Linked DNA regions of Homo sapiens: all the other regions are linked to region 2. Evidence: chromatin contacts called from ENCODE Hi-C or POLR2A ChIA-PET data. All regions are on one chromosome and are shown on one strand. Each heading gives the region's core, a stretch centred on a gene start or an enhancer-like site at or near the end of the contact. The rest is flanking DNA. Distances are from core to core; before and after follow the strand shown. Region 1 overlaps ZC3H4 (zinc finger CCCH-type containing 4). Region 2 overlaps ARHGAP35 (Rho GTPase activating protein 35). Region 3 overlaps SAE1 (SUMO1 activating enzyme subunit 1). Region 4 holds the start of SAE1 (SUMO1 activating enzyme subunit 1).

Region 1 (3,064 bases), core at 563-3,062, 140 kb after region 2:
ATCTAACCTCTGCCTACTGGCTACTTGAGAACATTTCATTCTCTTGCCAATTTCCCAAAAAGGTCATTTGTGAACAGTGGAAGCCAGTCAGCCGTGACGTGGACCAGTCAGCATCTTTCTCTGAGACATACAGGGCCTTGCTAAGGCCGCATGGAGGAGGCTCGAGAACATGCCTCATGGAGGTCAGCTAGGGCCTGGGTTCAAATCCCAGCTCCTTTACTTCAGAGAGCTGGGCAACCCTGTTGAAATTTTCTTTTCCTTTTGAGACAGGATCTTGCTCTGTCTGTCACCCAGGCTAGAGTACAGTGGCTGATCATAGCTCACTGCAACCTTAAACTTCTGGGCTCAAGGGATCTTCTCACCTCTGCCTCCTGAGTAGCTGGAACTACAGGCATGCCTGGTTAATTTTTTTATTTTTTGTGGGGTCTCACTTGGTTGTCTGGGCTGCCTTGTTGAAATTGTCTAAGTTTCAGTTTCCTCACTCATAAAATGGGGATTAAATTAATACCTGATGGCCCAGGACTGAAACTCACAAAAAATGCCCAGAACACAGCAAGTGCTCAAGAAACACAAGCAGTTGAACTCCTCCCGGCCCCAGAGCTCAGCAGTGCATGCCAGTCACTCACCGGCGCATATGGGGGGCTGTACTCTCTGTACTTGCGGTGACCTTTCTCACTGGGGCTGAAATCCGAGTCATCTGAGAAGTCAGAGAAGTCATCGCTAGAAGAAGCATGGCGCTGTAATGACAGGGGAAGGAGACTCAGCAACCTGCCACAGGCAGGCCACTCGGGCACAGTCAGCCTCAGGACAAACTATGCTGGCATGTGCCGCAGGGCTCTGCGCTTCACCTGAAACACCTCACCTGGGGCACTTAGTGGCAATGAAGCATAAGCTACCAACTCTTTTAAAAAAGGTCTTTATCCAATTTGAGATAAGCAAAGGCATTAAGAGTGCCCTCTGGGGTGGACAGCAAAAGCTCAGCCCCTGGGGCTCTCAGCCAGGCCCAATGCCAGGCAGTGGCAGTCCCAGGGGATCTCCGACCTACTTTGTGCTTGGATTTCCTCCTCTTCTTCGACCTCCTTTTCTCTTTCTCCCGCTCTTTCTTCCGTTTCCGCTTCAGTCTCCTGTGGGACTTCTCCTCATCCGAATCACTGTGATGCTTCTCCCCCTTTTCTTTCCGGCTTCTCTCAGGCCCTCCGGAGGTATCCTGGGTCTCCTCTGCCCCATCATCTTCCAATTCACCTTCTTCCAACTCTCCATCTTCCCTACAAACAAACCCCAATCCCACCATGAACACAGGGTTTGAGAGGAGACCTCCTAGGGCTCTGGGCTGGCCAAGGCTGACAGGAACCGAAGGCCTGACTGCTGTGAGCGAAGTGAGACCCTGGGAGGACATGGGGGCCATGGCCTCTTGTTCCATCCCTTATCCTCCCCCTGAAAGAACTGTGCTTGCTCCAGTCTAACCTGGCTGGGGGAGGGGTAGGAGTTTAAGGGCATTACCACTAACACCGGGACACATCTACGCCAGATTTCCCAACAGAACTAGTGTTCTTAGAAGAAGAAACCGACAAGGTGCTGTGGTCACATAAGCAGGAAGAGCCCCATCTTGGGGATTCATAATGCTTAACGCTGCACAACTTCCAGGAAGCCCCATAGTCCAGAAACCCACACAGCTCTGCTGTGAAGCACTTGGGGCACTTCTAAACCTTGCTTGACCACAGAAGTCTCTCTCCCAGGGAGCACAGACCCACATCCCCTCCCTCCCAGGCCCAGGATTGCCTGCTGGGCCCCGGGCCCCAGTGAGCTGGGCGTCAGTGCCACCTGAGGCTGAGGGCGGTGGCTGTGCACCGTGGAGAGGGCCTTGGTTCTGAACCAGGGGTGGCCCCAAGCTACCTGGGACCCACCCACAGGCAGGCCTGGGCTGTGGCCTGAGAACCCTCCAAGTACTTTATTACAAAAGCCCCATGAGAACCGCTGGAAACAGGCTCAGAGTCCCAGGTCACAAGGTCTGACCCACCCTCGTCAGTCCCACACCTCTAGGCCGGAGGCAAGCAAACACTGAGCAGCTGGAGGAGGGGGGACGGATCCCAGGCCCCTCCTGAGGGCCTCACATGATACCGGCCCTGCTTTCTCTCCCTCCTCTGACTCACCTCCAGATAGTGGAACCCCTTCTGGCTCCCCATCCTACACTCTTCCAATTCCCCCGTGTCACCCCAATCTCCAGGACTTTAAAAGTGCTCTCCAAACATGACAGACACTGCCCAGTGGACATTCTGCATATGTAAATATCTATGGGGTGGGGTAGGAGTGAGGAAGAAATTGGGTTCAGGAGGGGGAGGCTGGAAAAAGAATCCAGTTTTTGAGCCAAACCCACAGACACAGTGTTCACAAGTACAGGAGTTGGTAAAGGAAAAAAACAATCTTTTTGAATAATTTTAAAAAGCTCCCAAAGTTCCCCATGAATGACCACAAAAAGGCTTGCGTGAGAGCATCCAACTCCTTCCGTCTCAATTAACTAGGACACAAAGAGAAGTGATGTAAGGAGGAAACATCACGAGCCCAGGCCCCAAAAGGTTAGCCACAAATGGAGCTATCTCTGCGGAAAGGCCCGCAGCTGCCCAAGCGGGAGCCAATGTATTAGGCGTGCTTGCCTGAAGGTTCCAGGGCATGTGGCAGACTCCTCCTCCCAGGACCCTCCACTGTCCTTTCGCTTATGTCCCTCCCTTTGTCTGCCTTGGGGCTGCTACCCAAACATCAAGGAGCGCCTCAAGAGCAGCTTTTTCTATGAACTCTCACTCCCAGTTCAAAGGGGATGGGTTCTATTTCAAACCCAAGTGGCCCAGCCCCACAGATACCCCTGGGCAGAGGTCAAGGGCAACTCTCAAAACAGAATGCAGGACACAAAACTCTTTCTGCTGCTTCAAAGTCAACAACACAGGTGACCTGACCCATGTGCACCTTGTGTTGCTTCCCCGACTAGCAAACTTGGAATGGGGCGGGGGTGCAGGCTGCAGTCCTGACAAGGGAGGTGCCTTCCCGCTGGGGTGCGGCCCACAGAAACCAG
Region 2 (3,106 bases), core at 149-2,648:
ACAGTAAGCAGACGGGTCACTTCCCGTCCAACCCTGTCTTTCCAAGCCCATCTTCCTTCACACTGGACTCCTTAGCACCTTCACACGGTGTCGTGCCTCTGCGTCGTTGTTAAACACTGTTCCTGCTGCCTAATATGTTGTTTCCTCTCCCATCTAACACATTCCCATCCTTTCCGAAGCCTTCACACTCTAGACATGCCTCGATTATAGTAGCTGTCCCCTTGTGTTAGGGATACTGTTTCTGTCTGTCACTCCTTAGAAGAAGAGACAGGAGGGAGCTTGCTCTCCTCCCTCTGCCATGTGAGGACACGAGAAGGCAGCTGTCTGTATGTAAGCCAGCAGGAGGGCCCTGCCAGAAACCAAATAGGCTGGCCCCTCGATCTTGGACTTCCCAGCCCTCAGAACCATGAGAAAAAGAGAGCTATTGTTGAAGCCACCCAGTCTGTGGTATTTTGTTATGGCAACCCAAGCAGCTAAGACAGATGGCAAGGTGACCAACTCAGGCATCAGAACACCTGAGAGCCTTAAGGCAGGGGCCCCTTCTTTCCTGATTCATGTGTCCCCATGGGACCTGGCTCTCCAGAGTCCTCCATCAGGGATCTTTGTGTCCACATGACCAGAACACAGCAATTGGGTCAGCAGAAATGGGAATTGAGGCAACTGAAAGTCAGAAGGGCTGAGACAGGTGGACGAAGACGTGGACAAATGCCACTTGAGAGCCGTGGTCTGAAGAGATGAGCTCACGCCTTTGTGTAGTGCCCGGCTCCCAGGTGGTTTACTGTTTGAAATGTAAGCTGACTGGGTATCAGACAACTGAATCCCACTTTTTCAAACAAAGATGGTGCAAGGCCTTGTGATTTCACCCCAGTTTGCGTTCTTTCACTCTTGGCTGGCATCCTTTGGCTATTTAAATTCGTAGCCTCCCAACAGTTTTTAAAAAACAAACAAACTCACACAATTTATCTTTTCATGTAAGCTGCAATTTGGTTGAAACAAGACCTTTCTAGTACATAGTCCAAAGCTCCTGATAACTGAAACTACAATCAGTGTTTCTGTTCTGTGATCTGTTTTTTGTTTTAAAAGCCACAACAGAAAACCTTTTCTTCTGTTACGGCTGTCAGGAGCCGTTTGGGCTTAATCAATAATGAGGTGTTTCACTTCCTGGGGCTGGGCTATCTGTGGAGAGCACTTACTTCTCCGTAACCCATGAAGCCAGTGAAGGACCCTGAATCTGGGTAAATTCAAAATTCTTCTGAGCCTTGGATAGTCTTAGGCATAGTTCTGGCAGGGTCTGACTTGAAAAAGTAGGTTGTGTATTTATTATTGTCGTTTCAATATCACTAACACGAGGTGAAGAAGAAGAAGAAGGCAAAAGACCCAGCCTGAGCAGAACTCAATGTAACAGTCCTTGATTCTAAGCCGCCCCCGTCCATGTGATACAACTCCTAGCGGGGGAGGGATAGTGGGGCATTATATTAAGTATAGGTATTAATGATAAGTTCGTCTAGTTTGGAAAACTTTTAAATGGGCAGAGATGAACATAATCAGATGGCAAGGATGTGGTAGTAGCTGTTTGAATAACAATAATGATGAGGATAGCTAACATTGATAAGCATTATTTCATGTCACCCTCTCCGTGACAGACAGAGCCTGAGAGGAGTCGCCATTGCCCCCACACAGCCAGCCTTTCAGCAGCCTTCTTGGCAGCAGCTATGTCAGACCAACAGTACCTTCCTAATTTTAGCCTCACAAAATTCATTTATGTTTCATATATACCTTATTCACATAGCATGAAGGTAATTTCATACGATGTTTTTTGTTTTGTTTTGTGACAGGGTTTCTTTCCATCACCCGGGCTGGAGTGCAGTATTTCATACTTCCTGTATTTGTGGCAGGAAGCTTTATGCTTTATCATCAGAGTGATCTTTGAAGGGAAGGACTTACTCAGCATTTAAATAACACAAGCTAGATTACAGAGCAACCCTTTAAACCATTTAAGAAAAAAATGATTTCCTTTTTAAAAAATGGTAATTGCTGTATGATTGTCAAATTTTTCCTCTTGAAAGTATTTTTTAAGTAAAAATGAGCCTGCATACTACACCCATGTATGACCATCATATAACAAGACAGGGTAAATGCAGGTCACGCATCCCTAATCTGAAATCCAAAATGCCCCAAATCTGAACATTTTTCAGCACCAACATGATTCCCCACCTGACCCCATGTGGTCACAGTCAAAACTTTGTTTCATGCACGAGGCCAGGGCACAGTGGCTCATGCCTGTAATCTCAACACTTAGAGAGACCAGTGCGGGCAGATCACTTGAGCCCAGGAGTTTGAGACCAGCATGGGCAAGATGGAGAAACGCCATCTCTACTAAAAATACAAAAATTAGCCACGTGTGGTGGCGTGCACCTGTAGTCCCAGCTACTTGGGAGGCTAAGGTGAGAGAATCACTTGAGCCTGGGAGGCAGAGGCCACAGTAAGCTGAGATTGCACCATTGCACTGCAACCTGGGTGATAGAGCAAGACCCTGTCTCAAAAAAAAAATTTATGAAATTACCTTCTATGCTGTGTGTATAAGGTATATGTGAAACATAATAAATTTTGTGTTTAGGTTTGGGTCCCATCCCCAAGATATCTTTTTTTTTTTTTTTTTGGAGAGGGAGTCTCACTCTGTCACCCAGGCTGGAGTGCAATGGCACGGTCTCAGCTCATTGCAACCTCCGCCTCCCATGTTCAAGCAATTCTCCTGCCTCGGCCTCCCAAAGTGCTGGGATTACAGGCGTGAGCAACCACACCCAACCGCATCCTCAAGATACCTCATTACTTATATGCAAATATTCCAAATTCTGAAACACTTCTGGTCCCAACTATTTTGGTTGAGGGCTGCTCAGACTGTAATACATCAGTGTGATTAAGAGCAGCCACATGGAGTCAGTCTCTTTGGATGCCAGGCCTAGCTCTGCTACCCAGTAGCTGTGTGATCTGGGGCAAGTGACTTACCCTGTCTAAGCCTCAGTTTCCTCATCTGTTAAACAGGCATGATGATGATAAGCAGTATTTTATGTATGCATATATCTTCCTACGTTTAACCAGTGGTTTC
Region 3 (3,132 bases), core at 228-2,727, 230 kb after region 2:
TTCATTTTTATTTGTTTACTTATTTTTGAGACAGAGTCTTGCTCTGTCACCCAGGTTGGAGTGCGGTGGTGTGTCGGCTCACTGCGACCTCCACCTCCCAGGTTCAAGTGATTTTCCTGCCTCAGCTTCCCAAGTAGCTGGGATTACAGGTGCCCGCCACCATGCCTGGCTAATTTTTTGTATTTTTAGTGGACACGAGGTTTCACCGTGTTGGCCAGGCTGATCCTGAACTCCTGACCTCAAGTAATCCTCCCACCTCTGTCTACCAAAGTGCTGGGATTACAGGCTGAGCTACTGCGCCCAGCCTATTTTTGTTTTTTTGAGACAGAGTCTCACTGTGTCTCCCAGGCTAGAGTACAGTAGCCCCATCTCTGCTCACTGCAACCTCCGCCTCCTGGGTTCAAGTGATTCTCCTGCCTTAGTCTCCTGAGTACCTGGGATTACAGACGTGTGCCACCACACCCGGCTAATTTTTGTATTTTTAGTAGAGACAGGGTTTCACTATGTTGGCCAGCCTGATCTTGAACTACTGACCTCAAGTGATCCACCCATCTCAGCCTCCCAAAGTGCTGGGATTACAGGCATGAGCCACCGCACCAAGCCCCCAAAATCTGAAATGTTTTGAGTGCCGACATAACACTCAAAAAAATGCTTATTGGCCCCGGGCGTGGTGGCTCATGCCTGTAATCCCAGCACTTTGGGAGGCCTAGGTGGGTGGATCACCTGAGGTCAGGAGTTCAAGACCAGCCTGGCTAACATGGTGAAACCCCGTCTCTACTAAAAATACAAAAATTGACCAGGTGTAGTGGTGGGTGCCTGTAGTCCCAGCTACTAGGGAGGCTGAAGCAGGAGAATCACTTGAACCCAGGAGGCACAGCTTGCGGTGAGCCGAGATCCCGCCACTGCATTCCAGCCTGGGCAACAGAGAGAGACTCTGTCTCAAAAATAAAAATAAAAAAAAAATAATAAAAGCTCATTGGAGCATTTTGGATTTGGGATTCTTAGATTTGGGGTGCTCTATTGGTAAGTACAATGCAAATATTTCAAAATCTGAAAATACCCAAAATTCAAACACTTCTGCTCCCTGACATCCTGTGTAAACAACACTGCAGTGAACATTTATAGGTAATTCATTCAGCGGGTAAGGGTCAGGACCTTTTATAGGGATCCTTAATACCACATTTTTACATGGTTCATTGAGCATTCGTGCTCCCCTCTGCTGTGGGTGAGGGTGCAGGTCCCTCAGCCTTCTTGCTTGGGTTGAGTCATCCTGGTCTTTAATTTGGTAAGCAAAAAATGGCATCTTGTTTTTGAGCTCGTTTCTGAGAAAGTGCATGCTCCTTTTCCCCATCAACAACTTTCATCCGGCGCCTCGGAACCTCTTCAGTAGAGAGTGAGATGCAAATAGCGAGGCACAGCTTCTTTCCCTCTTCTGAGCTGATGCCTGGTGAGGTCATAGACTGGGTTTCATTGCAAAGACGAAAGCGTGGGCAGGACTTTTGGAGCACAAAAAGGGGCATTTCAGAGTAGTCTTCATGGGCGGCCACTCCAGAGGTGAAGTTTTCTAGAGAAAGACATGAAAGTACTGTGTGGCTGTGGCGACAGACAGAGGCTTACGAGCCTGCCCTCTAGAGACTGTGAGCTCCGCGTGTGAGGGCAAGGCCTGGGGCTGTCTGGGTCGCTTCTGGGTCCCCACCACAGCTAGCATAGGGTAGGGGTGGAGGGGGGGTGCTCAGGAAGTGATTTTTGAAGAGTGGATGACTGAATACATGCACACACATACTTTTAAGTTTCTGGGTTAAAGAGGAAAACAGAATGAGGTAAACAAAGGAAAGTAATGTGGAGGTGAACTGAGCAGATGGCAAGATGCCGTGAATGGTTAGAGGCCAGGAGAGCCAGAATCAGAGTGGCTTCCGTGAAGTGTCCCTACCTCCTCCCCCAGCCCAGCTATGTCACTCCTCTGAGCTTCACACCTATGGACTGTTCTGCACCCTAGCCCTCAGATGCAACGGTGAAAGTGGGACTCCTATTGGGTTTCCCTGTTGAGGACAGACATGGTGCCCTGTGTATCTGCTGCTGCTTTTTTCTTTTTTTCTTGCTGAGTATTCCATGTGTAGCATGTTTGTAACACTTGATAAGAAACAGAACCATCCCAGATAGCTTGAACACTTTTCAATTCAGTCAGTAACAGACCAGGTCTGCTTTGGATTTCCAGGAGCTTGTGTCACTTTATTTTTTTTCTGAGCCAGGGTCTCGCTTTGTCACCCAGCTGGAGTGCAGTGGTGCAATGTCAGCTCACCACAGCCTCTGCCTCCTGGGTTCAAGCAATTCTCGTACCTCAGCCTCCCAAGTAGCTGGGACTACAGGTGCCTGCCACAACACCCGGCTCATTTTTGTGTTTTTAGCAGAGACGGGGTTTCACCATGTTGGCCAGGCTGGTCTCAAACTCCTGACCTCAGTTGATCTGCTTGCCTTGGCCTCTCAAAGTGCTGGGATTACAGGCGTGAGCCACTGCACCCGGCCTCTGGATTGCCCGGCCTGTGTCACTTTGTCATGAGCCCTTCTCCCCTAGTTATCCTTTATTCTTCAAACAGGCTTCCTGTGTGACATATTTTTTGAGTGCCTGCTATGGGGCAAGCCCTGTGCCAGGTGTTCAGTATAGAGTAGTGACATCGCCTTTGCCCCACAGAGCATAAAAATCTAATGGAGGAGACAAGCCAGTCCTTGTGCTAGTTCATTTCCACAGGTGAATATAAAACCACAAACTGGGCAGGGCATGGTGGCTCACGCCTGTAATCCCAGCACTTTCAGAGGACAAGGCAGGTGGACAACTTGAGCTCAGGAGTTTGAGACCAGCCTGGGCAACATGGTGAGACCTCGTCTCTACAAAAAATAAAAAATGAACCACCAGGCATGGTGGTGCATGCCTGTAGTCCCAGCTATTTGGGAGGCTGAGGCAGGAGGATCACTTGAGTTCAGGAGGTCCAGGCAGCAATGAGCTGAGATTGTGCTGCTCATTCCAGCCTGGGTGACAGACTGAGGCCATGTCTCAAAAAAAAAAAAGAAAAAAATAATCACAAACTGTGAGTAAGGTATCTAAGGGAAAAAACTGTGCTGGGAGTGAATGTCAGG
Region 4 (3,046 bases), core at 174-2,673, 180 kb after region 2:
AGCCTCCCAATTGGCTGAGACTACAGGCGTGTGCCACCACGCCCGGCTAATTTTTTAGTATTAGTAGAGATGGGGGTTTCACCATCTTGGCCGGGCTGGTCTCGAACTCCTGACTTCGTGATCTGCCCTCCCTGGCGTCCCAAAGTGCTGGGATTACAGGCATGAGCCACTGTGCCCTGCCAAAAAGCCTATGATTCTAACATCAGAAATCCTTCCACCTCAGCCTCCCACGTAGCTGGGACTATAGACTCAGTACCACCACACCAAGCTAATTTTTGTATTTTTAATAGAGATAGCGTTTCCCTATATTGACCACCTGGGGCCATCCCTGGTTTTTTTTTTTTTTCCCTTCCTTCCTTCCTTTCCCTCTCTCTTTCCCTCCCTCCTTCCTTCCTTTCTTTCTTTCTTTCTTTTTTTTTTTTTTTTACAGAGTCTTGCTCTGTTACCCAGGTTGGAGTGCAGAGGCATGATCTTGGCTTACTACAACCTCCGCCTCCCGGATTCAAGCAATTATCCTACCTCAGCCTTCCAAGTAGCTGGGACTACAAGTGTGAGCCACCATGCCCTGCTAATTTTTTTATTTTTACTAAAGACGGGATTTCACCACATTAGCCAGGCTGGTCTCCAACTCCTGATTTAAAGTAATCTGCCTGCCTTGGCCTTCCGAAGTGCTGAGATTACAGGTGCGAGTCACCGTGCCTGGCCTATTCCTGTTTTCTTAACGCTCCTCTCTCCCACTGGGCCGTGACTGCCTCTAAGGCAGAGATGTGTTCATTTTTATTATTATTGTATGTCCAGGGCTGGGCACAAAGTGCAACACATAGTAGGGACATGAAAGGCTGGGCACAGTGGCTCATGGTTGTAATCCCAGCACTTTGGGAGGCAGAGGCGGGAGGATGGCTTGAGGCCAGGAGTTGGAGACCAGCCTAGGCAACAGAGGGACCCCATCTCTATGAAAAAAAAAAAAAAAAATTGACAGTTCAATGTCACCTCTGATAAGCCTTCCCTGACCACCCCTGTTACTCTGTAGCCCCATGTCCTGCTTTATTTTTCTCCAAAGCATTTATCATCGCTGGGTTTATATTTATTTCTCTTCGGGCTTTTCTCACTGGATCGTAAACTCCATGAGGACAGGGCTTTGTCGATTTCACTCAATACCGTTATTTTACAACATCCCTATTGCTGGGATCTCAGTATGCACTCCTTAAATATTTGCAGAATTTAAGTGCCACATAAGTGACCACGTGGGCAACGCCCTCGGGGCCTTAAGCCGCGCCATTTTTGGGGCTAGGATTGGTTGGACCCTCCGTCACGTGACATGCAGTCGCCGGATCGCCTTTGAGTCTCGTGAGGTACTTTTGGTCCCAGGCTCCGCGGACGAGGTACTGCGCAGGCGTGGGAGGGTCTGCGCATGCGCAGAAGCACTCCGGGCGTGCTGCCGGCGGCGGTAGGTGGCGCGCGGGTCCGGCGGGCGGTTGGCTTGAGCGGGACCGGAGCTGAGGCAGGAAGAGCCGGCGCCATGGTGGAGAAGGAGGAGGCTGGCGGCGGCATTAGCGAGGAGGAGGCGGCACAGTATGACCGGCAGATCCGCCTGTGGGGACTGGAGGCCCAGAAACGGTCAGGGCCGGCGCGGCTTGAGGCCGCTAGGGTCTGGAGGGGGCGTCTATTCTGAGGCGTTTGCGGCCCGGAAGGAGCGGGAAGGTGTGATTTGAAGGGAGGAGGCGGGAATTCTGTGCTCTGGGATCGTCTCTCTCTTGGGGGGACTGGAGGAGTTGATTGGGGATGTTTCTGGAAGGTCTGGGAAGTGGTTGGGAGGGCCGTTCCGAAGGATGGGAGCTCTGAAGGGGGCGTTGGGGAGTCCTGAGAGAGCGGGAGAATTCAAACTCAGGAAATCCGAGGCCCGAAAGCGGTGATTGTGGGGTTTGATCGCGGTTAGGGGATAAGAGGGGCTGGGGATACGTGGAAAGGGTGAGGTGAGGGACGCAGTTCATTCATTCGAGGGTATGGGACCTGGTTCCGTGCTGCACACAGGGGAGACTGGACTGGCCAACCGGACAGACGGGAGCTTACACTCTTGTGGGAGCTCACGGGCGGGCCAGTCTGAGAGAATGCGGGTTTTGAGGAGTTTTGGAGCAAGTTATCTCAAATGGGAATCTTGAGAGGCTCGGAGAGGCTGGAGGGGGACGGCCGTAGGCTCCCGAAAAGGTTGCTTGTGTTTGGTATGGGGCTGTGTCTTGATAGGACAGGAGACGTAGTTTGGGCATTGTGGAGTAGCTTAGGGAATTCTTTTTTTTTTTTTTTTTTTTTTTGAGATAGTCTCTCTCTGTCGCCCAGGCTGGAGGGCAGTGGCGCGATCTCGGCTCACTGCAACCTCTGCCTCCCGGATTCAAGCGATTCTCCTAACTCAGCCTCCCGAGTAGCTGGGATTATAGGGGCCCGCCAGCACGCCCGGCTAATTTTTGTATTTTTAGTAGACACGGGGTTTCGCCATATTGACGAGACTGGTCTCGATCTCCTTACCTCAAGTGATCCACCCGCCTCGGCCTCCTGAAGTGCTGGGATTACAGGAGTGAGCCACCGCGCCAGGACGTCTTTTGTTTTGTGCAGTTGGGTGACCTCGGTTCACTGCAGCCTCTGGCCTCCCGGGTTCAAGACTTCCTCTCACCTCAGTCTTCTGAGTAGCTGGGATTACAGGCTCGCGCCACCATGCCTGGCTAATTTTTGTATTTTTAGTAGACATGGGTTTTCACCATGTTGGCCAGGCTGGTCTCAAACTCCGGACCTCAAGTGATCTGCCCGCCACAGCCTCCCAAAGTGGTTGGATTACAGACGTGAGCCACTGTGCCCAGCTTGTTTTTTTTTTTTTTCTTTCTCTGTGGCCCAGTGGAGTGCAGTGGTGGGATCACAGCTCACTGTAGCCTCAACCTCCAAGGCTCAAGGGATATTCCCTCTTCAGCCTCCCAAGTAGCTGGGACTACAGGCGTGCCCCACCACATCATCCGACTAATTTTTGTTTTTTTTTTTTTTTGTAGGATGGGGTTTTGCC

The links. A loop is a pair of places that touch in the nucleus more often than their neighbours do. ChIA-PET counts read pairs that join two places held with the same protein, here RNA polymerase II (POLR2A). Pooled maps may share reads with other maps.
Region 1: a pooled map shows a loop between it and region 2 (5-fold over the local background). The contact joins two enhancer-like sites. A Hi-C loop is called at or near these places in 4 of 50 pooled maps. POLR2A ChIA-PET finds 5 or more read pairs at or near these places in 2 of 52 experiments (HEK293 and activated CD4-positive, alpha-beta memory T cell).
Region 3: a loop to region 2 is called in a map with no recorded cell type, with 8 times the contacts of the local background. The contact joins two enhancer-like sites. A Hi-C loop is called at or near these places in 2 of 37 single-sample maps with no recorded cell type and 8 of 50 pooled maps. POLR2A ChIA-PET finds 5 or more read pairs at or near these places in 4 of 52 experiments (Panc1, activated T-cell and activated naive CD4-positive, alpha-beta T cell).
Region 4: a pooled map shows a loop between it and region 2 (3-fold over the local background). The contact joins the promoter of SAE1 here to the enhancer-like site in region 2. A Hi-C loop is called at or near these places in 2 of 50 pooled maps. POLR2A ChIA-PET finds 5 or more read pairs at or near these places in 7 of 52 experiments (H1, HEK293T, HepG2 and 4 more).

The regions. Positions count from the first base shown.
Region 1 is chr19:47,093,344-47,096,407 of GRCh38, forward strand. It overlaps ZC3H4 (zinc finger CCCH-type containing 4), which reads right to left. Exons shown (of 15, transcript NM_015168.2): 3 at 1,046-1,265; 4 at 627-737. Among named protein-coding and RNA genes, the nearest start is that of ZC3H4, 19 kb to the right of the region's middle. RefSeq lists enhancers at 239-498, 929-1,038, 1,461-1,650, 1,921-1,970. Within about 2 kb of position 1,813, at least 32 of the 41 ENCODE cell types and tissues checked have a DNase peak (open chromatin) inside an H3K27ac peak, as active enhancers do.
Region 2 is chr19:46,953,778-46,956,883 of GRCh38, forward strand. The region is part of intron 3 of ARHGAP35 (Rho GTPase activating protein 35); the gene reads left to right. Among named protein-coding and RNA genes, the nearest start is that of NPAS1, 65 kb to the right of the region's middle. Within about 2 kb of position 1,399, at least 9 of the 41 ENCODE cell types and tissues checked have a DNase peak (open chromatin) inside an H3K27ac peak, as active enhancers do; they include PC-9, where a contact is called at or near this core.
Region 3 is chr19:47,185,299-47,188,430 of GRCh38, forward strand. The region is part of intron 6 of SAE1 (SUMO1 activating enzyme subunit 1); the gene reads left to right. Among named protein-coding and RNA genes, the nearest start is that of MIR3190, 40 kb to the right of the region's middle. RefSeq lists an enhancer at 1,455-1,724. Within about 2 kb of position 1,478, at least 9 of the 41 ENCODE cell types and tissues checked have a DNase peak (open chromatin) inside an H3K27ac peak, as active enhancers do.
Region 4 is chr19:47,129,412-47,132,457 of GRCh38, forward strand. It overlaps SAE1 (SUMO1 activating enzyme subunit 1), which reads left to right and starts at 1,424. Exons shown (of 9, transcript NM_005500.3): 1 at 1,424-1,617. The coding sequence starts at 1,520. RefSeq lists enhancers at 1,198-1,812, 1,505-1,744.